Regions from separate parts of the Homo sapiens genome. Here region 1 is linked to region 2. A link is an interaction called in ENCODE POLR2A ChIA-PET data of the cell type or tissue named here. Cell type or tissue: PC-9. All regions are shown on one strand. Links, peaks and the distances in the headings refer to the core of each region. The heading gives the core; the rest is flanking DNA.

Region 1 (12,605 bases), core at 5,424-9,423, 280 kb before region 2:
CACTGAGAAGCTCATTGCATGTGCAGGGCTTGTTGACCACAGACTTCACAATAGACTGAGCAGATCAGACTGTTTCATTGGGGATACACTCAGATATCAATATCTTTAATTTCTTTTGCTTGAGTTGGTGAGATTCTACAGATAAGGATCTTCCAGGCTCCCCCTGCCAGTGTCCTGTGAACCAAGTCAGGAAAGAGGGATGGAGTTTCAATATTCAGGTTCAATTTTTTTTTTATACTTTAAGTTCTAGGGTACATGTGCACAACGTGCAGGTTTGTTACATAGGCATATATGTGCCATGTTGGTTTGGTGCACCCATTAACTCGTCATTTACATTAGGTATTTCTCCTAATACTATCCCTCCCCTCTCCCCCACCCCATGACAGGCCCCCATGTGTGATGTTCCCCGCCCTGTGTCCAAGTGTTCTCATTGTTCAATTCCCACCCATGAGTGAGAACATGCGGTGTTTGGTTTTCTGTCTCTGTGATAGTTTGCTCAGGATGATGGTTTCCAGCTTCATCCATGTCCCTGCAAAGGACATGAACTCATCCTTTTTTATGGCTGCATAGTATCCATGGTGTATATGTGCCACAGTTTCTTAATCCAGTCTATCATTGATGGATATCTGGCTTGGTTCCAAGTCTTTGCTATTGTGAATAGTGCCGCAATAAACATATGAGTGCATGTGTCTTTATAGTAGCGTGATTTATAATCCTTTCGGTATATACCCAGTAATGGGATGGCTGGGTCAAATGGTATTTCTAGTTCTAGATCCTTGAGGAATTGCCACACTGTCTTCCACAATGGTTGAGCTAGTTTACACTCCCACCAACAGTGTAAATGCTCAGTTTTAATCCTCCTTTAGTTTGATACCACTGACTTCAACTGTATGCAGTGTCCTCATCCAGAATCCTTCTGTTTTGTCTTTCCCTAGGGATTAGGGAGAGGTAATCGCTCAGTTTAACAAAGAAGGGGAGCTCATTCGAGGCTTTCTAATCAAACTTTGAAATTTGTTTCCATTTTCAGCTGTATCTTCACTTCTAATACTGGAATTTTCTGCTGCTGCTGATTTCTGAGACATTTGAAGATTCTGGTTTGTGAATTAGGTTTCTGTTCAGCTTTCTCCACTGACAATTTAGGATTAGATTTTTCCAGTTTGGAAAGTTAATATTGATTCATTCCTCTGATTTGCATCTCCCAAAATGTTGCTGCTATGGTTTTTTTTAAAATAGATTTTATTTTTAAGAGCAGTTTTAGGTTCACAGCAAAATTAAGTGGAAGGTACAGAGGTTTGCCATATACCCCCTTTCCCAATACATGCATAATCTTCCCCGTTATCAGCACTTCACCAGGGTGGTACATTTGTTACAACTGATGAATGTACATTGACACACTGTCATCACCCACAGTTTCCCTTAGGGTTTACTCTTGGTGTTGTACATTCTATGGGTTTGAACAAATATATCCACCATTATAGAACCATACAGAGCAATTTCACTGCCCTAAAAATCCTCTGTGCTCTATTTATATCTCTCCCTCCCCACTAACTTGTGCCATTGTTTTATGGTTTCTTTAAGAAAATCCCCTTTACAGTTCTGTTAGTGGGGCTAACAATTTGCTACATAACTAGACTGAGAAAATATTTTTTTTAAACAGGAAAATATACATTTATTTGGTCTCATAAGTCTTAAAATAACAAATCAATATATCAGAGTTAAAAGCCAGATTTCAGCACCTTTTCATTTTTGCTTTGGATTAGACAGTAATACACTTAAGAATTTTCCATCGTCATAAAGAGAAAGTATTGAAAGTGAACATTATGCCTTCAAACAAAACCAATACAGTTGATAGAACATTTTGCTATTTTCCCTCAAAGCACCATTAAAACCTCAACACTTATAAATTACAGAACTTTAAAGTGATCATTTTATTCAAATCTTTAATTTATAGGAACCTGAGGCCTGGGGGAGAGGTGGCATCGTTAAGCTTTTCTTTCTGTTCCTGCAAGAATTGGGACCAGGGCCCAGGTCTCCTAAAGAAGAAAGAGTGGATTACCATGATGGAAAAGGAGAGAAGGGGAGCTTATGAGTTAGGAGGAAAAATCGGTAAAATGCTTGCCGGAGAGAGATTTGCCTCTTACCTGTGATATGCCTAGGTTTGGTGTCTTTCATGCTCCCATCAGGGATCCAATGCTTCCCACATGCTTGATTTTTCTCATGAGAAGAAAGGCAGCTCTTACAAATCACACACACTTTTATTACATGTGCTACTTCTACTAGCATTATTTACATTTTCAGAGAGGGATCCCTAGGCTACTCTAGTGATGAAATTTCAAATTTCTGGATTATTTAACGTAGGGTAGTAATTATTTTACAACAATAGTTCTTTATAGATGTGCTTCAATTAATCTTTGGTTCTGGTTACTTTGTGACACCGCCCTGGGTAGCATCAAAGGGTGAAATTTCTGAAAATCTTTCTCCTTATTAAATATTTAGCTCTAGCTTGAACGTCATTTTATCTGTTATAACCTTCAGGTCATAAAAAATTCCATATATTTTTAAGCTAGCATCATCTAGAAATTCTTTGCAAAATTGACATAATGTTGTTTTCCCTCTCAACATAATGGTAAAACCAGGAAATTTATGGTTTCCCATAAGGAAAACTACAAATCTGTTAAAATTAATTGGCGAAGTAAACCAACAGTTTACAAAATACTGGAGGGAACCAGATAAGAAAACACAACTGGAGAGAAAACATTCATGCTTTCTAATAGAGGAATATAAAATAAAATAAGAATGAAAGCTTTTTTTAAAATTACATATTCGGAAAATAAAAAATGATAATAATTGGTGCTAGAGTGAAGATTTGCCATTGGCTCTGATAGCATATCTTAGAAACTTATGCAATTTAGTAATATGCACCAATAGCTTTGATAATGAAGCCCTTTGATGCAATATTATGGTTTAAGAAAATCCATCCTAAGGAAAGAACTTAAAATATAGATTAAAAAACTGATGCTTAAATGCTATTTGCAGCACAACTTATAATAGTGAAAAACTGTATAAATACCCCCAAATGGAAAAAGGATAATAAAACATGGTATATCTGTACAATAAATATTATATAATAATTAAAAACATTTGCATAGCATTTCTAATAACGTGGGAAATGATTCACGTGATTGTGTTAAGGGATAATAACAGAATTTAAATTGTCAATGTCATCTTTTCATAACTATATAAATGTGTTTAAAATATAGAAAGAAATGCATTTGAATATTTATTATATTTGGTTTGAATTGTGGGATTATGGATACTATTACTTCTATTTAGTTTGATGCATTTTCTAAATTTTTTACAAAGGGCACGTGGTGTCATAATTGGTTAAAAAATCAACCGTAAAAACAGTCATAACCCTTTTTCCATGTAGAATTTCGTTTGCTTACATTTTAGTTTCTGACTTTGTAATCTCTTACATTTTTTTCTCCTTTTAAATCAAAGTTATTTTCAAATACTTTTACTTTCTCACATCTTCATCAACTAGTCTTGTTTCTCCTTCTCTTCTTAGTCATTTACCCACTTTTTGGGTGTGTTTTGTAATTACGTGTTTCTATCTTCCCTGTTATGTTCCATCTGGTTCTTTGATTAACTGTTAGTGTTGTACATTCTATAGGTTTGGACAAATGTAGCCACTATTGGAGTACTATACAGAGCAATTCACTGCCCTGAGTATTCCTCCATTGACAATTTAGGATTCAGCTTTTTCTAGTTTGCAAAGTTAATATCCATTTATTCATCTGTTTTGCGTATCTCCCAAAAGGTTGCTGCCATTTTTTTAGAGAGTTTTTTATTTTTTTATTTTTTATTTTTTTTTCAGAGCAGTTTTAGGTTCACAGCAGAATTGAGTGGAAGGTTCAGAGATTTTCCATGTACCGGCTGCCCTGACACATGCACAGTCTTTAATATGCAAGAATGTCTCTTCTGGAAGAGTCCCATTTTATTGCCTGAAAACTGTCACATTAGAAGGCCTTTCCTGAGCCTCCACCTCTGAAAGTGCTATGCTATAGTAAAAACAATGACAACAACAACAAAAAAGCCTAACGCAGTGATGAATGCACCTGTGTAATCTATCTTCTAGCAATTAAAAAAATTCTCAGTCACATTTTCTATTTTAGTTATAACTGAAAACTTTAGGTATGCATATAATTTAAACAATATATTATGATCAGTGTGTAATTCCTTTCTCAAATGTTACAGAACAGCAGAAAGCTTGTGCAGGGTGTTAAACAAACATTAAATATTAACCAGCAAGGGGTCGGGGAGACATTTCCTTTCCGGTTTAGTCATTCTGGAAGGACATTTATAGAATTATTTGAAAAGGTGCTAGATAGATTCTTTTTTAGACTGAGCTTCCTTTCTCTGTCCCCTACTCACCCTCATTTCCAGTAAAATTTTCTTTGTTATTATTTTCTCAATTCAACCTCTTTCTGGGTGGTCATGCTTTGAGGTTTGAGGAAACAAATGAGTTTTCCAATTCTGCCACTTTTCCCCTTTATATTTTCTCTTTTATTTTTTATCTCCATAAGGAACTATCCAGTGGACGTAAGTAACCTCTGGTCAGGCACTCAGAGCTTCTGGGGAAGAAGAGAGGTTGGAGGCCTGTAGGTTTGAGAAGAGTGGCAGAGGAATGCCATCTGTGCAGCCTGTGGTGTGCAAGGTGCTGCTTAGAATGGAGCCTTCCAAAGACACTGGCCCATTCACCACATTTCAGCCCAAAGGTAGAAACTCACTCTTACAGTCACCTTTTGAAGGTCCTTCAGGGCAGGTCCCTTGGGACAGTGCAGGGTTGTGTTGGTGAAAATGATTTTTTAAAATCTTGTTTATTAACTGGAGGCTGATGAAACAATAGGACATTTTTCCAGCTTGGTTTTACTGATATGCAGGCCATTTCCCTTAGAGGGATATATAGATTAGGGAAGAAAATCTGAATTGGATTTATTTTGCTCCACATCTGCCGGTTTACAGCTGCTGCTATAAGAGGAGGCTTTGATAGACAATAGCCAGGGACAATTCCTCTACCTTCATGCCTGAGCTTCCAGCTGGTCTCATGCGGAAAGCTAGTAATAAGTTCCCAGATTGGGCTGGAGAAGAGAGCATACTTCCCTGTCACATAAAATATTAATTTAGAAGTTGATCAAGGCAGTTCAGTTGCAAACCTGCTTCTCATCGCTTGAAATGTATGTCTTAGCTGCTGCTATTTTTTTTAAAGTCACAGAGAACTACCATGGATACTGACAAAAATTCTTTTTGTTTATGCTCAGCAGGGTTTCAGCCTTTTAAAGATCTCTTCCTTTGATCATCTGTATAACCTTTCTATTCACATCACCACAAAATTAAGTTAAAGAAGGAAGCAGACCACTAAAAATAACCCGAGACCATGCAGTCTTAGCAGGGAGATGAAAGCTGCCCAGGATGGGGATTACAGCAGTGCCCGAGCGCTCTTCATTATCGAGACACTTCTGGAGGTGACGGGGCCTCGTTGTAAAATGCCTATTTTCCCATATTTTCCAGTCTCAAAAGCTCTCTGGTTCCACGGGAAGAGATCAGTTCTGAACAAGGGAAATGGTCTTTGGCTTTCTATCATCTATCTTTTATCCTTTTCTTTCTCATTTCTCTATTTTTGACCTCTCGCATGTCTCTCTTCTACACAGAAACACACAGACACACACGCATGCACACACACATACATGCACACACATCCACACCCCACACATGAATAAGCCTTAGGTTTGGATTTTTGCTGTGTATTAGTGGCTTTTACTGATAATTTTCATGTTGTTGTGGTATTAATGTAGTAATATTTCTTGGCAATATGTGATATCATCTGAGAACTCGTGTAGGTATGGATCACGCTCTGTTTTTTCCAGACCTCTTTGGTTCTGCATAACCTAATGCAATCTGCCATTTCTTTATTGGGCTATTATAATTAATCATCAGACAAGACTAAAAAGGGACAGGCATGTGGAAATACAGAAAGGTTGAGAGAAGGGCTGAAGACATGGAGATTCTCTGTTTCCTATGGCTAATTCCAAAAATCAGTGTTCTAATTACTGATTTTGCTAATTGTTTCTTGTTTAACCAATTATAAAAAAGGTGCTAAACTTGAGTCTCGATTATCAAATACAAGATGTGTGTAATATAAGATATAATATTCAAGCTGAACATTACTTGGTCATCACAACATTAATAAAAAAGGGTTATTTTACTTAAAACATTGTTGTTCTTGGTCAAGGGAGGCTAAAAAGAAATCTGAGAAATAAATGTGTTGATTGAAGTCTATAATAGAGGTGGTTGAGAAAAGAACCTCTTCTAATAATGATAAGATGGATTCCTAAATGGTAGGAAAAGGGTATAACATAATGTAAAAATAAATTAGGTATAAATATTTATTACATCAGAGAAGAAAAATAGTATGTGAAACACAGTATAAACTTTAGAAGAGCAAGAACTTACTTAGGATCATTGTTGATTAATGTAAATAAAACCAAACACAATTTCATAAGTCATCATTTCTTTTTAATTGAGCGGTAGTGAAATGAAGAAGAGTTTCCAATTGGAATTAGAAAGATTTTCCTAGATTTTATGAAGAAACAGGAAGTAATGCTTTCATATAATACAAAATCCTCAAGGAAATATGTTGAATTCCCTTCAAGAAACAGCTGGATGTCTCAAAATTTGTTGAGTTTTTATAGTTTATAAAGTTTTTTAAAACTTAAAACATATTACAGAAAGCTTTTTATGTTTTCCTTCTGTCTAAAATGCTATAATGTTAGGGTTTAATTTTTATTCTTGGATTGTGCAAAGAAGCTGTTGACCTTGGTTGTCATTCTACAGAAATTTTATGTAATTTGCAAAGTAGAATAATGATTGTCATTCAAACTGTAATGTTGAAATTCTTCTACAGTATTTTCAGAGGAAAGAAACTTTCAACAATTGAATGTTTTCATTCTAAATGTGACCTTCACTGAGATGGCTTTCATTCATCATCAGTATATAGAGTCTTTTACTTGCTAGGTTTAGGTAGATTTGAAAAGAAAAAAACAAAAAGAGAGTTTTAATAATGAAGTAACAGAAAAGAGATTTTTTCATTATTAATACACAAAGCTCTTAAAATCATTTAGTGCCAAAACCACGAAGCAATGCCTACTCCATATTGAACAGGTTTGTCTAAATGAGCACAAATGAGAAAGTAATTCTTAGTTGTCATACTCTTTAATTTCATTAACTATGAATATCTCTGGCTCCGAGTTTAGTATTTTGGATTTCTGTTGATTCTATGTTAAATTGTGTAAAGTGTATGTAAGAATGATAATAATTTTCATTTTATGATGGTGAAAGCAGCCCTTGCAAAACCCAGAAAATATACTCCTACTTCTCTGTGAGTTCTCTTTCAATTAAGATTGAAAAACAGAAAAGATAAAAACCTTTTGCAAGGCTTTCACTGATTGGAGAGATGTTTGAGGACTGAGGAAGAGGATTTTAGGCAAAGTAGCTGGAACAGATATAAGCTATTCATTGAGAAATCCAGAGAGCTGTGTCCAAATCATAGTCCCTCACTATAGTCTGATCTTTCACTTTCTGAGCTGGGGATTATAATTCTGGTGTTGGAGTGGAAGTAATTTAGTGATGACATTTACAGCTCCATTGATCGCCAGGGTTTATTTGGAAGACATGACTGACTTGGCAGCTGTTCACAGTTTATTCTGGGTAGGTCCTTCAGAATAGGCTCAGTAGCAAAAAAGAATATATTTATAGTCTCTTTACGGAGAGAGTGTATCATTAGGCTTAGCTAGGTTATACTCTGGTAGCAAAAACCCCCAAGTCTCAGCACCCTAAAATGGCTCTAAAGTTGCTACTTGGGTTGAGAGTGATGAGTGGTTAAGTTTAGATGGAAAGAGTCCTAGAACAAATCAGTGGCAGCAAGACTCAAAGCAGCAAAGTAACCATAGGTGCATTTTTCTCCTGGGGCCACTGGGATGACATTTTGCTTCACTCTGTTACTCATCAGGAGCATAAAAAAGTAATCCAAAGTTTCATTGTCATTTGCTTAAAATACTTTAGGGGTCAATGGAAATATAATGGTGATGACTAGGGAAACATTTTTGACTATCATATACCTTTCATATGTGTTCCTCAGAGTTAGTTCCAAGACAAGATGCATTACCTCTATCTTCTAGGACTTCAATTTTCTCTACTATATTATACTACTCATAGTTTACTACATAGTTTATGTTATAGTAAAACTATGTAATAGCCAAGCCTCCTACTCTAAGTAGTAAGGTACATATCTGGTTAATAATGATCTTCAATAAATATTGAATTGTGATAATATTTTGTGATAATATTAAATACACTTACAGAAACAGTTTTTATTTCTTCTTCTTCTGGTAGATTTTTTTCAGAGACAGGGTTTCACCATGTTGCCCAAGCTGGTCTTGAACTCCTGAGCTCAGGCAATCCACCTGCCTCGGCCTCCCAAAGTGCTAGGATTAAAGGCGTGAGCCACTGTGCCCGGCCTCAGTTGACAAATAATTTTTTAAACAGCTCTATTAAAGTATAATTTCTTTACTATAGAATCCAATCGCCGTAAACAAACCGAATTTGAATCCAGTTTTAGGACAGTCTATCACTCTCAAAACTTCCCTTGTGTGCATTTGCAATCAATCACTGCTCCCACCCCCAACCCCAGGCAACCACTGATGTACTTTTGGTTTCTCTGATGTACTTTTGGTTTTTTTTTTAAAACAAAACCCTTAAATTTATGATTTAAATAAAATCATACAATATCTAGTTTTTAGGATCTCTTTCAAGGTTTATCCATACTGCAGCACATAGCAGTAGTTTGTTACTTTTTATTGTTAGTATAATTCCATTTTACCTATGTACATACCAGTTGATAGACATTCGGATTGTTTCCAGTTTTTGGCTATTATGAATACCTAGGCTATGAATATTCATGTAGAAGTCTTTAAGGACAAATGCTTTTATTTCTCTTGGCTAGAGACCTAGGATTGAAATTGTTGTGTTATATGACATATTTATGCTTTACACTTTTAAAAGAAACCACCAAACTGTTTTTTAAAGAGGCTGTACCATTTTGTATTTTCACCAGCAATGTATGAGAGTTTCAGTTTTTCAGCATCATTGCCAACACTTGATATTGCCAGTGTTTCTGATTAGAGATATTCTACTGTGTGTGTGTACAATGGTATATGTTCGTGATTCTAATTTTTTGTGCAATAACTAATGATGATGAGTATCTTTTCATGCGTTTATTAGCTATCCACATATCTTCTTTGGTGAATGTCTATTCCAATCTTTTGCCCATTTGTTTTTTAACTAAGTGATTTTCTTGTTATTGAATTGTAAGAGCTTTTGTTTTTCCTTAAATATATTCTTTCAGATATATGATTTACAATTATTTTCTCCTGTCCTGTAGCTTATGTTTTCATTTTCTTAATGATGTCATTTGAAGATTGTTTTAAATTTTGATAAGGTCCAATTTATTTCAAATTTTAATTCTTTCTGCCATGGATCATGTTTTTGATGTCTTATTAAAGATATTTTTGTTTACCTAAGACTGTGTTCTCTCGCAAGTTTTATAACTTAGTCCTTACATTTAGGCCTACAATTTATTTTGTGTTACTTTGGTCTGTGGTGTGTGGGGGTGTGTGAGGAAAGGATATAATGTGAGGTAACAGTGCGAGTTCTTTTATTTTGTGCATGAATATCCTGCTGTTCTTTAGAAAATTACCTTTTAAACAATATCTAGTCTAATCCTTGAATGTGGACTAGTTCTCCATTTTTTAAGATGATCTTAAATTTTGCTCTGTGAAAAAACTGTTTTATAGTTTTCAGAGGTTTGTCTTAATCTTCTGTTAACTTTTTTTCTAAATACTTCATTTTCTGATGACATGCAAATGTAATTGCTTCCTTAATTGCATCATCATTGCTTGTATGCAGACATTCAACTGCTTTTTGTGCATTGATATTGTATTCTGTGATCTTCCAAACTTATTAGTTATAGAAGTTTTTAAAATTGTAGATTCCTTAGGGTTGTCTACCTATACAATCATGTTATTTGCAACATGATGAGAGCAGACAATGTGGCCTCGTTTCCAACCTTCTTTCACCATTAAGTATGATGTTAGCTATAAGTTTTTCATAGATTTCCTTTATCATGTTGAAGAATTTCCTTTCTGTTCTTAGTTTATTGAGTGTTTTTATCTTGAAACGATGTTGGATTTTTGTCATATATCTTTTCTGAATTGATTGAGAGATCATGGGGCTTTTGTCTTTATATCTATTAATATTAATATGGTACATCACACTAATTAATTTTCAGATGTTAAACCAAACTTGCATTCCTGGGAGAACTCCTAGGAGAACTTGGTCAAGGTGTGTGCTCTGTTTCATATATTTCTGGATTTGTTCTGCTAATATTTTATAAAGGATTTTTGTGTCTGTATTTATGAGAGATATTGGTTTGTAATTTTTATTTTAAAAAAGTCTTTCTCTACTACTAAATCTATAGATTTAATGCAATTTCTATGAAAATGCCAATGACATTCTTCACAGAAATAGAGAAAAACCCCTGAATTTATATAGAACCACAAAAGACCCCAAATAGCCAGAGCAATCCTGAGCAAAAAGAAACAAAGCTGGAAGCATTGCAATACCTTATTTCAAAATATACTATAAAGCTAGACTAGTAACATATAGTATTGGCCCAAATACAGACACATAGAACAATGGGACAGAATAGAGAATCCAGAAATAAATCCATGCAATTACAGCCGACTGATTTTTCATAAAGGCATCTTTGTCAAAAGGTGACTGATATGTTAATTACGCTGTACACATGAATCAAAATATCACATGTACCACAGAAATATGTACAATAAATATGTGTCAATTAAAAAATAAAAATTAAGAAAGTCTTTAGTTTTGTTATCATGGAAATACTGGCTCAATAAATAAGTTAGAAAATTTTTTCTCTTTTCCTAATTTCTGAAAGCATTTGTTTAGGGTTGGTAATATTTTTTCCTTAAATATTTGGTAGGGAATCAGTCTGGGTCAGGGCTTTTCTTTCTGGGAAATTTTAAAATTACTTATTTAATTTCTTTACTTGATATATATCTGTATGTGTTTTCCATTTCCTTTTTTTTTTTTTTTTTTGAGACAGAGTTTCCTTCTTTTTCCCCAGGCTAGAGTGCAATGGCGTAATCTCGGCTCACTGCAGCCTCTACCTCTCAGGTTCAAGCGATTTTCCTGCCCCAGCCTCCTGAGTAGCTGGGATTACAGGTGCCCACCACCATGCCCAGCTAATTTTTTTTTTTTTGTATTTTTAGTAGAGATGGGGTTTTGCCATATTGGCCAGGCTGGTCTTGAACTCTTGGCCTCAGGTGATCCACCTGGCTCAGCCTCCCAAAGCATTGGGATTACAGGCGTGAGTCACTGTGCCCAGCTTCCATTTCTTTTGATGACATTTTGATAACCCCCATAAAAATTTGCTCATTTCATCTAAGTTGAATAGTTTGTTGGCATAAAGTTGTTCATAATAGTCCCTTAAAATACTTTTAATTTATTTAGGGTCTTAGGGATGGCCCTTTTTTTCTTTTGGTAATTTTGTCTTTTGTCTCTTCTTTTTTTTTTTTTCAATCTAGTTAAGGTTTACCAATTTTGTTGAACTTTTCAAAGAGCCAACTTTTGGTTTGATTAATTTCCTCTATTGTTTTTCTGTTTTCTATTTCATTGTTTTCCACTTCAATTTTATTTTCTTCCTTCTGTTTACTTTGTGCATCACTTGTTCTTCTTTTTTTGGCTTTCTGAAGTGGAAATTTAGATTTTTTTAGATCTTTCTTCCTTTCTAATATAAACATATAAAGTAGTAAGTTTTCTTTAGATACTCTATTCAATGAATTTGGATATGTTGTACAGTATTTTCATTAATTTTATAGTTTAAAATTTAATTTTGATATCTTCTTTGACCTATTTGCTACTTAAAAGTGTGTTCTTTATTTTCCAAATATGTGAGAATTTGCTGTGTTTCCCTCTTTTGTTGATTTCTAATTTAAATAAATTGAATTCGTAATACATGTTTTGTATAATTTCAGCATTTTGATTATGGACTAAGACATAGTCTATTTTTGAGAATGTTTCATGTGCATTTAAAAAGAAAGAATATTCTTCTATTTTGGGTTAAAATATTCTGTACATTTCAGTTAGGTCAAATAGGTTGGTAGTCTTCTATGTTCTTGATTTTCTGCTTAGTTGTTCTATCAGTTTTTGAAATTACTGAAACCTGTAGCTATAGTTGTTGTCTATTTCTCCATTTAGTTCTCTTATTTTTCTGCTTTATATATTTGTAGGCTCCATTGTTAGGTGCATACACATTTATAATTATTATATCTTCCTAATGTATATAGTAACCCTTTTATGATTATGAAAGATCCTTCTTTTTTCTGCTTCTTCATTTTGGACCTATTTGTGTCTTTGAATCTAAAGAATGCCTTTTATATATAGCATATAGTTAGATCTTAGTT
Region 2 (12,605 bases), core at 5,588-9,587:
GCCCCTTGGGGACTCCCTCCCGGGGTTTGTACAGTCAGTTCTGTAGAGGAACGTGGTGTCCAAAGGGACCACACCACTGCCTGGATTCTCCCATGGAGACCAAAGATTTTCCAGCTATTTATTTTTCATCAGCTGGTAATTGCTGGACTACTTAGAATGAGTTTCAGAAGCATCATTAAAGATACAGAAAAGCTCAGTTCAAAGACATTCCTTACATCAATTTTCACAATCAAGAAAAGTTAGAAAAAGCTGAATGCCCCAAAATAGACTGGCTGAATAAATGATGGTGCGACCACTTAATGGGCTATCATGCCATCATTAGGACAACATGAGGAATGCTTATGCTTATGCTATGATGTAAAGTAAACAAAAGACAATAGAAAAGTGATAATAAAGTATATTCTTAACAATATAAAATATGCATAGAAGCTGCCTGTAAGGGCACGGTGGCTCACGCCTGTAATCCCAAGGACCTTGGGAGGCTAGGGAGGGTGGATCACTTGAGATCAGGAGTTTGAGATCAGCTGGGCAACATGGTGAAACCCCATCTCTACTAAAAATGAAAAAATGGGCCGGGTGTGATGTAGTCCTAGCTACTCCGGAGGCTGAGGCAGGAGAAGCACTTGAACCTGGGCGGTGGACGTTGCAGTGAGCCAAGATCACATCACCGAAATCCACCTGGATGACAGAACAAGGTTTCAAAAAAAAAAAAAAATTGTAAGGAAATATAATAAAACATTAAGATTGATCATTTTCTTCTTAATCATTGTTTCATATGCTTTGAAATTTTACGATGAGCAAGTGTTTTTCCTTTTTAGTAATTTTCCTTTTAAAATAATTACATAAAACATACAAAAACTACAGAGAATGATATAAAATAACAGATATCTTTGTATTCATATGAGATCTTGCATGATTTTGTCTCATTTGCTTAGATATTTTCAGTTATTTTTTTGAGATAAAGTGTTTGATTTCTCTGTCTTTCTTCCTGGAAGTAATCACTATTCTGAGGTTTATGAGTTTTATGTTTTTGTTACATGTGTAAGCTTTCATAAGTGTTGTATAATATTGTTATGTGTATTTTAAGCTTATACATAACAATTGTTGTTCTACATGTCATTTTACAATTTACTTTGTTTAGTCAACCTTTACCTTTAAGATTTATTCATGATGCTGTATGTAGAGCTACTTCACTTTCAAATGCTCATATATAATCCCATTGATCCGTTTATCAAAATACAACCATTTATCCATTCATTCTCCCAGTAGGATACACTTCAAAGTTATTTTAGACTTTTTGCTCTTGTAAAATGTTGCATTTAATATTCTTATGAGTCTTCTCTACACATATTTGAGTTTCTCTAAATGTACCTAGAAGTAGCATTACTAGTTTGAAAATATCCATATCTTAACTCTACTAGATTTTACTAAATTATTTTCCAGTTTATACTCCCAATAGCAGAATACATGAATTACTATTTCCCTACATTCTTGTCAACTCTTGAAATTAGACTTTTAAATATTGGCTAAGTGGCTAAATATGAAAGGACATCTCGTATGGGTTTTTATGTACTTTTCCCTGTTAATTAGCTTTTAGGCTCCACTTTGATGTGAATTGCCTGTTTCTTTGCCTATTATTCTGTTAGGTCATTTTTCCTTTTCCTACTGGTTTTTTAAGCATTTATGATATAGTTGAGATACTAATTCTTTGTCAGTTTTATGCATGGCAAATATTTTCTTCTGGTATGTAGATTGTCTCTGTATTTTAAGAGTTCCTTTAATGAATAGATGTTTTAACTTTTAATGTAGCAAAATTTATTAAAATTTTCTTTACAAGGTTTTTTTGTTTCTTATTGAAGATATATTTTGCTTACCTGAGGTCATAAATACATTTACTACTTTCTTCTAAAACAATTGTTTTTGCATGCTGTGTGATGTAGAAAGCTAAGTTAATTTATTCCTGTGTAGCTAACCATCATCCTGGCACCACTTCTTATTAAATAGTCCATTGTGACCACACTGATTTGTAATGTTGTCTTCAATTTATGACAACTTTTCAAATGTGAGAGATGGTTTGGTTCTGAACCCTTATCTTTAATTTGTCTATTTGGTTGTTGTTGTTCTATTACAACACTATCACAATCACTACAGCCTTACAACATGCTGGTATTTGCTAGAGCAGATCGGTCTATCTTATTTTCCTTTTTAATAATTGTCTTGCCTGTGCTGGACAGTTTATTCTTCCACATATATTTCATTATCATCTTGTAAAGTTATTTAAACAATGCTTTTGGAATTTTGATTGGATTTTGGTGATATTTAGAGATTAATTGGGGAAGGATGATATAGTTACTATATTGAGTTTTTCTATCTAGGAACAGTTCATTTCATCACTTAGGTCTCGCGTATCTTTAACATTTTATAATTCTTTGTATATTTTTATTAGATTTCTTCCCTATTATTATGTGTGTGTATGTGTATAATATTGTTACACGACTACATTTCTTAAATTAAAGTGTCTGGTCTATAGGAACTCTGTTGATTTTTCTGTATTAATGTTGTTTTCATCAACCTTGTTGACATCTTTTATTAGTTATGAGTTTATCTATAGATTCTTTTGAGTTTCCTATGTAGAAAACCATGACTTTTACAATAACAAATGTATTTCTTTTTATCCACTATATTTTGATTCTCTTTTTCTTGTGTATTGAGCTAACAGAGACTGGCATCTACACAATGCATTCTTCTTTCTTAAAAATAGAAACACGATGTGCCCAGCTAAAAAAACTACATTTTGCAGCCTCTCATATAGGGATGACAACTGAGATGTATATAGAAGTAGGTGGGTTGGACTTTCAAGAAAGTTCTTTAAGGGGAAAGATAACTCCAATGATAAGTGCATCCTTTTGCCTTTTTTTCTGTCTTCCTTTCTGAATCTTGGATCAATGGATGTGATGTTTGGAGCTCCAGCCCCCATTTTGGCATCATGAAATTCCCCTGAGAATGCAAGCAAATGTTGAGAATGGTGGAACAGAAAGGAAGAAGAACTTGGGCCCTGATATATTTATGGAGCTGAAATTTTAGGTCAGCACTGACATCAGAATTTCTTTTAGGCAAGAAAACTAACTTCCACCTTGTTTAAGGCACTATTGGTAATGTTTTCTGTAACACACAGCCAAATTTAATCATAAATGTACATAGTGCTGTGTTTCCAGTAGCATTTTTAATTAAAAAAGTGATAGAGGGTATGGTCTTTTTCTCAAATTTGGGAGAAAATGCTTCCAGTTTTCACTATAAAGTTTGCTGTTTGCTGTAAGTTTTTTGTAGAAATCTTTTTTCATCATATGTTTTCTTTCTTTTCCTAGTTATCTGAATTTTATCAGGAATGCTTGTGGAATTTTATCAAATGCTTTTTCTGAATCAAATTTTTTTCTGTATTATTTTATCTACTAATATGATTATATTAATAAATTTTTCTAATTTTAATCTATCCTTTCTTTTCTGGGATAAACTCTAAGTGGTTACTATGAACTGTCTCTTAATATAACATTACTTTAAAAATATATTGCTTGGTTTGATTTGCAAATATTGTATTTAAAATTTTTGTATTTATATTCAAAAGGGAGGAATGGCCTATACTTTCCTTTTTATGATTGGCTCATCTGATTCTTTTGTTGAAGTCAATTTCATGAAATGACTTGTGAGCGCATTTCACTTTCTATTTCCCAGAACAGTTTGTGTATAGCAGTGGGGTTATTTTTTTTCCTCGATTATTCATATTATCTCATCTGTAAAACTGCCTTGGTCAGTGATTTTCTTGCAGGTAAAATTTAAATTCTTTTTAAATTATAGAAAAGTTTTCAATTCTTTTGAAAAAATTTGATTTTAAGTTGTTTCATGTTCTGTTTTTTCATGAGATAATTTTGCTACCTTTATATTTTTTGAAAAATTTTCTATATCTCTAACTTTTCATATTTATTAACAGAAAGGTGTTCCTTATAATGTCTAATGACATTTTCCTTCTATTTTTGTCTGTATCAATTTTTTTTGCTAACATTATTTATTTATGTCTTCTTTTCTTTTATATTAGGCGATATCCAGAGATTTTTCTATTTTTCTTAGTCTTTTATTTAAAAAACACTTTAAAATTTTATGTCTTTTTCTGTTTTCTGTTTCATTAAATTCTGCCAATTTTCTTCCAACTTTCTAGGGCTTATTTTATGGTTATTATCTGTCTTTGTGAATTAACTGCTTACTCAGCTTTTTTCTAATATAAACATTTACACAATACATCATTCTCTATATTCTGTTTTGGTTGTGCTTCACAACGTTTTTTTTTTTTTGAGACGGAGTCTCCCTCCGTCGCCCAGGCTGGAGTGCAGTGGCGCGATCTGGGCTCACTGCAAGCTCCGCCTCCCGGGTTCACGCCATTCTCCTGCCTCAGCCTCCCGAGTAGCTGGGACTACAGGCGCCTGCAACCACGCTCGGCTAATTTTTTGTATTTTTAGTAGAGACGGGATTTCACTGTGTTAGCCAGGATGGTCTCGATCTCCTGACCTCGTGATCCGCCCGCCTGGCCTCCCAAAGTGCAGGGATTACAGGCGCGAGCCACCGCACCTGGCCTGTGCTTCACAACTTTAAAAGATAGTGTTTTTATTCTCTTTTAATTCTGAGTATATTCCAGTTTACATTATGATTTTTTTTCTTTGATCTGTAGATTACTTCGAAGTATGCTTTTTTATTTTTAAAAGACTTTCTGTCTTTTAGTATCAATCTATGTTTTACGTTATTGTTTAATCAATTTTTATAGTGTTGTTACTTTTCTAAACATGTTAAACATTCTTTCTGATTGCTCTGTTGTATCAGAGGATGCTAATGCTACTTCTCTCTATTTTGTTGTCTGTTGATACACTCTTGATTGCTCATTTTTCTGTTTCATTTATTTTTAAAAATTGCAAATGCCTCTTGAGTGTTGTTTGCTTAAGTGTGGGAGTTTAGTGCATCTTGGATTATGGAACTTCTTCAAAGTATTCTTGGTTTTGCTTCTGCTAAAATTTTAGGGAGTTCTCATTAAACATATAGCAGTATTTACCTTAATCTCCCAACTTGGGAATCTTATACCACCCAGATTGCTAAATGTTCCCCAACACTCACGTAAATTGCAGATTTGGAGTTTTGCTTCTGATAATGGAATTACTTTTCCCCAAAGCCCTCACAGAAGTAATTTCTCATGTTTCCCTGGAGAAAAATTGGTAAGAGAGTTTCTAGACCCCTGTTCCCGGAGAGGTCACCCATTATAGGGTCCTGGCGAAATGTGTGAGTCTTGGTGTCACTTTCCTGCCTTTCGAGACCCTGTGGCCATGCATCCATGTATTTCCTCCCAGGAGTCAGGGACTTATTTTAGGACTAATATTTCCAGGGGACCAGGTTATTGCTTGTGTATCAGGAGACAAGCTTATTGCTCTGTTTTTGAGTTCCTCTTCTATTTCTGGCACCTGTAGATTTCCTTTGCTTTTTTCCAAGTTTACCTATTAATCTTATTTGGTTACATTTTAGCCAGCATTTCTATGTGGTGTTGCTGACGCTGTAAATTTGAAGTCTATATTAGCACTGGATCCACGGAAACTAATGTAATTGGAGAGGGAGGAGAAGGAGAAAATAATTCAGAAATACAGAGGAGCTAGGCAAGGAGCGGTGATAGATTGCTCCAGAAAGGCAGTAAGTATCTAGCATCTTCCGGGGAGCCCCTGGGGGCCTATCTGACCTGTTTGTTCTTTGGTTATGGAGTACTAAGAACAGGGCTGAGGCTGGTGCCCTGACAGAGTGGGCATTTGCTGCGCTGACTTCTGGAAGTCCTCAGTCCCATTGTTGACTAAGTGCCAAGATCACGTGGTAGGACATGTTTCTAACAGAAAAGGAAGCCATGCTGCTGCTGTGCATGTGCTTACACTGAATAGGAGTGAAGTTTTGCATCTTCTAAAATGCATTAAAGAGTGATCAAAATTACAGCCCTCTCTGAATGAGACTCTCCTTTAACACAACTTACATTCGGTAAGTGCCTACTATGTTTCAACAAATAAGAGATGGGTAGGTGGGTCTCTGAAGCTGTCAGCTTAGCAGAGGAGGTGGGAGCACACAGCCAAGCCTAAAACAATTTGAGGCTTGTTATGAAAGTGATATGAACAGATGCTGTTGGAGCAAAGGCGAAGGAGGAATGAATTGGTTGATTCAAATGAGGGGGAGTGATGTGGTAGGGAAATCTTTCTAGGGGCAATTTCTGAGCTTTGCCATGTAGGATGAACGGGAAACTACCTGTGGGGAAGGAAGAGAGGCAATGTAATCTGAGCAGAAGAGCTGAGACCTCCCTCTGCAGGGTTTTCAGACCCCTGTTGACCAATCCACTGGAGCTGGAGCCTTGGGTATTGTCAGAGTAGAGGAGGCTGGGTCCAGATAATAAAAGACTTTGAGTGTAACAGTTGCTTTCATTTGTTTGGAAGATGCTTTTTCCTCTTACCTTAGGGAAAATAAATGTTTATATCAACTCAGTACATGCCTACATTTGGATTATATTTTGGTTCCCTTAAAGTCCTTCCTATATACCTAATTTATTTATTCAAATGTAATAATGTTGGGGAAAATAAGGGGGTTTGAAAGTCTGTTGCACAAAAACCATTCAAAAATATAATTTTTAGTGATTATCGTAAAAGCATAATACAGTAACTTTATCTCTGAATGAGATAGATATAGATTAAGCAAGGGTATGCAGTTTTTACTATGACAATTTCACATTGCATGCTATTTATACTACTTGTGATTTTCTGAAAGAGATACCAATCAGACTTGCAAATTAATGTGGTTAGCATTTTACTCAAAAATAATGATTTTGTTCCTCACCTTTATTTATAGTCACTGCAAAGTTATAAAAAGGAACAAGGGGGAGAACTTTCACTAAATTGGTGAAGTTTATTATAGTACTTTTTAGACTAGCATGATGTAAGAGGAAAGATACTAGGAAATACCAACCCAAAGCCTTTTAATATTCATTTATAATTGTATGTATGTTAGACCCCCCAATTCACAGGAGAACATTTATTATTTTGGTCATAGTTTTAATTAAAAATCAGAATAAATATGACTTTCTATTGCCATGCTTGTCAGTTTTACTTAACCTTTTGTTCCTTTATTTAAAACATCTATTTTCCTACCTGTCTATTTATCTAGGTAGCTTAGCATCTACCGCTAGTCCTAGTGGTCACTGAATTAAAATATAGTAAAACATAATACCTGGTTCCTTTGATCAATGCCTTGCTGTTCTCTACTTTTGCTTGCCTGGATTTTGGTATCTATGTCATCTTCAAGATGGATCATCCCTGGTTTGAATTTGTGAATGCAAGTTCATTCAGCAGTCTGATCATGTGTGGTGTTTTTGCAAATGTGAATGAATAGAGATTAACTTCATGCCACCTACTGCAATAATTTCTCTTGTAGATTTGAAACTAAATTGCAGAAGGGGATGTGTGATATATGAATATGGCATGATGCTTTTCTCCTATCTCCTTGTTTTCAATCCTTAGAAACCTGAGTATTTGGGAAAAATGCAAATTCTGAAAAATCTTAATAATTTTTCGAAGACCACTTTTGGTAAACTTGTAGGTTTCAACTCTTACAATTAGGAGGAAGAAATTGCAATTATTTTGGTGAATTTGTTAAAATTTTGCAAAAGATCACATACACTAGATGAGACTCAAACAACTGAAATGTAATTGTTTAATGAAAATGGAAAGTCTGAAGAGAGTATTGTGTGGTGGTGCCAGCCCCTGAAAAATGAGCAAAACAGCTCCTTGTCTCACATAAAGTTATTTCATTAAATCGGCCTTTCGATTTTAAACAACCTTTAGAAGCAGAATCAGAAAGACATTTTTAAGAAATGAGGGAGGAACGATGACTCAGAGGATGAACAAGCACAAAAAAATTAGGAGAGGAAATTATTACCTGGAGGCATTAAATATAACAAACTTAGCTGGTATTTGTCACAGCAGTTTCAACGTTATGCACAAAAGAAAACACATTTAGCTATTGGTTTCAAAACAGCGAGGAATCACCGAATCTGGAAGTGGCACTTCTTATAATGTTTTCATTCACACAGCCAACACTTATTAAGTGTTATTATTCATGAGGCACTAAGTAAAGCAACTCCTGTTCTAAGGAGCTCCTAGAAGTGCTGGGAGGTGTTAGGAGGTGGGGGAGAACAGTGAATTCCTTCAGGGTGAAGGGTGCAGGGGATGGGCAACCCCAAATATCAAAGCTAGTGGGGTAAGAGCTGCATGCCCTTGGCTGGCTTCGACCGGCTTAGCCTTTCCAGATTATTTACATTTATTGTGCCTGCCTGTGCAGGCCATTGGATTTAGAATGAGCCTTCTCTCAGAGCCAGGTCCAGAGAGCCTCTGCAATGCACTAGCCTTCACAAGTGCTCAAGAGGGAACAGACAGCTTGCACAGGTGTGGTGAGACCAACGCCCACCATTGTGGATCTCAGGACTCCAATCTGCTATAGTGTAGAAGGTTCTTTCTGCAGTGGTTCCTGGGGGCTTGTCATTCACTCGTCCCCAAGGAGGCTACATGCAAATTAGCTAAACCTCACGGGTTAGTGATTGGCTCTGGGAGGGAGATTTGGCCCTGCTTTTCCCACCCATTTCACCACAGCTTTCATGGAGATGTAGATTAGGAAGCCCTCCCTGATTATAAGATCCTGATACTGGGGCCATCCCATCACTCTGACTAACTCCTATGTGGGTCCCACAGAATAAAGACAACTTGTGACTTGAGCCTTGAAGAGTGGGGAGGACTCAGCTCGGTTGATCTGGGGCAGGGCAGGAGGGGTAGATGGACTCCAGTAAGCACCAAGGAGCAGGGTCATGTTAGGGTATCTTGCAACAAATTTTAAGAAGCTGAGAATTGACACCCATAGGCGAGGGAGGAGAAGCAGTGCAAAACGAGGCTGAAGAAGAATGCAGGATTCACACATTCAGGACCTTGCATGGGAAGTAAGGGTGTGAGACTTTGTTTTGAAAGTGATGGAGAGACATGGAAGGGTTTTAAGGAAGCGACAACATTTGCTTTGTGTTTCAGAAAGAATCATCTGAAAGGAATGTGGAGATCAGAGAAAAATGATGGGAAAGTTACCACAGCCTGCAAATGAGAAATGATGAGAGCCTGCCTGGGGTAAGGCAGTTGTGTGGGACGGAAAGGAAGCACTAGATGAGGCAGATGCTTAGGTGGAGCAAGAACAGGGCAGGAGAAGCAAGTAAAGGAGGGGACTGAGGGACGAAAGGGGCCTAGAGCTCTGGAGGGCTTCTGGCTGGGTGGCTGGGTGGCTAGTGGGGCCATCATTGCAGGAAGGGGATCAGGAATAGATTTGAGTCCAGATAAGACAATTAGGTTATTTTTGAATATATCAAGCATGTAGTACTGGAGATATTCACTGTGCACAGAAGTTTGTTGTTCTGGAGAGCTGTCATCCTGGAGTCTTGGATTTGGGCAGGTGGTGGGTGTGGTCAGCTAAGGATCGAATGGGGCGGACATATGGGGAGCTGGAGCCAAGACCCAGGATTATCAATACTTAATAGACATTTTAATAAATAGCCATAAGCACATTTCTATTAAATTAATTCCTTTTTTCTTTCTTCTTCATGTTGCAATATGACCTGTTTGAGAGAATATTGAGCTGAACTCCTTGGGCATGAATTGGGATCTGTTTCTGGAGGGGTAATTGGGGGTTAGCATCTCTCGCCTTCAATGTCTCATTTTAAAAAGAAGGGATTAGACTGCTTCATCTCAAATCTTACAATGTTATAATTACAGGACTTCTTATGAAGTTGCTGGAGGTGATGAAATGAGGGAGTCTTGTGCTTTCTTCATTTTCTACTGTTGTTTTCTACCTCTGTTTTCTCAGAGGTTTTCTGATCATTGGCAGTGGATAACAGAAGGAAAGTCACTCAAGGGGCACAGGAAAATTTCCTCATATAAAGAATAATCTCGAATGCGAAACAGTGCAAAGGTGGAGAAACTCAGAGATAAGCAGCTACCTGCACATATGCCTGACTCAAATAATTTCCTTCCTGGGTTTATATTTGGACTTGGTGTGCCTACTCTTTGATACAGTGGCATACTTTAAAGCACACTTTCTCTGTGGTCTTACTAATTTTTTTTTTTTAACGTTTCTTTTCTTGGCCTGTTTGCCTCATTTTTCCATTTTAAATAGATTTTTTAAAAGAGAAGTTTTAGGTTTGCTGCAAAACTGAGCAGAAGGCACAAAGATGCACATATACCTACAAACACAACCTCCCCAGACATGCACAGCCCCCCACTGTTGACATCCCCTACCAGAGTGGTGTCTTTGTTTTTTGTTGGTTTTTGCTTTTTTTTTTTTTTTGAGACAGGGTCTCCCTTCTTGCCCAGGCTGGAGTGGACTGGTGTGATCACAGCTCACTACAGCCTTCACCTCCTGGGCTCAAGCGATCCTCCCACCTCAGCCTCCCAAGTAGCTGAGACCCCAGGCGTGTGTCACCATGCCAGGCTAATTTTTTAAATTTCTGGCTAATTAAAAAAAATTTTTTTTTAGAGATGGGGGTCTCTGTAAATTGCTCAGGCTGGTCTTGAATTCCTGGGTTCAAGTGTTCCTCCCTCCTCAGCTTCCCAAAGTCCTGGGTTACAGATGTGAGCCACCACTCCCAGCCAAGAGTGGTACATTTGTTGCAATCAATGAACCTATATTGACACATTATTATAACCCAAGGTCAATAGTTCCCACTGGGATTCGCTCCTGGTTTTTCTTGTCCATTCTGTGGGTTTGGACAAATCTGTAATGAACATATAACCACCACTACTGTATTATACAGGGGAGCTTCACTGTCTTCAAAACATTCCCTCCTCTATGTATTCATCCCTTCCTCCCCACTGTGCTCTATGCTCTTATGTTTTAATTTAAATCATATCACATGTCTGTTTGGTTGCAATTTTCATTTATCTTACAGATTTGAATGTGCATTAAAATATGCAGGGAATATTTTAATAACCTAGATATAGTAATAATTTTTATTCACATCAAAAGCTTCATGATGTAGATTATTATTATTGTTTAGCTTATAATGATAATTTTAGTAACAAGTTATAGTAGTTGGAGCTTCACTGCTATCAAAAGTTTTCTAGTTAAATTAGGCTAGCCCCCCAAGTTTTTTCAGGAGTCATCAAGGTGAAGAATATTAATAAAAACTGCTTAATCAGGTAAACAGACAAAACTGTATCAGTTTATAGAACAGGTTGTTTCTGTTTTAGCACAATAATCTCCTTTATTTTTTGTCACAGTGAATAGTTACCTGATATCTAGGGTCAAAAATCTATGACTTGAAAGCCACCACCTGCATTTGTATTAAAATCTTTTGGAAGCTGGGCGTGAGTGTGTCTGTGTGTGTTTCAGTGTGTGTGCATGCATGCTCAGTACGTTTCAGCACATGAGATGGAAATAAGAAATAAGCAAAGTGTAGTGGGCAGGAGAGGATTGCACTGAATTTTTTATTTGTTTATGTATGTATGTATTTATTTATTTATTTATTTGAGATGGAGTCTCACTCTACCACCTAGGCTGGAGTGCAGTGGAGCGATCTCGGCTCAATACAACCTCTGCCTCCCGGGTTCAAAGCATTCTCCTGTCTCAACCTCCCAAGTAGCTGGGATTACAGGTGCCTGCCACCGTGCCCAGATAATTGTATTTTTTTGTAGAGACGGGGTTTTACCATCTTGGCCAGGCTGGTCTTGAACTCTTGACCTTGTGATCCGCCCGCCCTGGCCTCCCAAAATGCTGGGATTACAGGCATGAGCTACCGCACCGGGCCCTGAATTTATTTTTTAATGATAGGAAAAAAAAAAAGGAGCCGTAGAGAGATGACAGAGCCAAATGAGGGAGAGAGAAAAATACATTAGGTAGAGCAGCAACACACAGATGCAGGAGGAATTGGGTCATTGTGGAGGAATGTTGTGGAGAGTGGCTAACGGCACCAGGGTCCCCATGGTGGAAACCACTTTTTTTCTCTAATTAGGATCTAAAGAGTGCAGAGCAGTATTGGGTGTGTGTGTTGCTGCGACTCACTGCCTTGCCTTTTCTCCCTAGCCGAGAAATAGAGGATTCTTTACTCATTACTTTATTTGGATTTTAACCAAGGCCAGGATCTGTTACTTGATATAGGAGGTTGAATTTTTCTTACCTTCCTCTAACCTGATTATGAGGGCTGCTATTGTTTTTAGTTTAAGCTAATCAGTCCAGGGTTTCTTGATTTAGGCATCTCACTAGAAAAATCTTTCTGAACCTTTCCCAGGTGGGAGAGAAGTTTCCTGGATTAAATACCAGATTATAAAATAAACTGGTCTTAACAACAAAACTTTTTTGGAGCCCAGAGTGCGTAGGTTATATGAAACCAAGTAGGAATGAAGCATAAACATTGAACTACAATCCTGCCACATTTCACATAACTTATTTTAAGGAATATTCATATTTCTCATAGTAATCAAATTAAATTTTATGAGTGTCTTTGAAAAATTGTACAATGCACC

The links. Peaks named below come from ENCODE experiments on the same cell type or tissue, not always from the same donor. Only the 100,000 strongest peaks of a DNase experiment are listed, where the experiment ranks them.
Region 1: POLR2A ChIA-PET joins it to region 2 with 7 read pairs; 2 of 35 experiments call an interaction of 5 or more read pairs at or near these places.

What each region holds. Positions count from the first base shown.
Region 1 is chr18:2,387,751-2,400,355 of GRCh38, reverse strand. No RefSeq gene overlaps it. Among named protein-coding and RNA genes, the nearest start is that of METTL4, 180 kb to the left of the region's middle. In PC-9, for the core only: no CTCF peak of the experiment used is centred there; no DNase peak of the experiment used is centred there.
Region 2 is chr18:2,108,260-2,120,864 of GRCh38, reverse strand. LOC105371956 (a long non-coding RNA gene) reads left to right here. Exons shown (of 3, transcript XR_935087.3): 2 at 9,129-9,221. Among named protein-coding and RNA genes, the nearest start is that of METTL4, 460 kb to the left of the region's middle. In PC-9, for the core only: no CTCF peak of the experiment used is centred there; a DNase peak (open chromatin) is centred at 7,994; H3K4me3 peaks cover 815 bases; H3K27ac peaks cover 1,493 bases.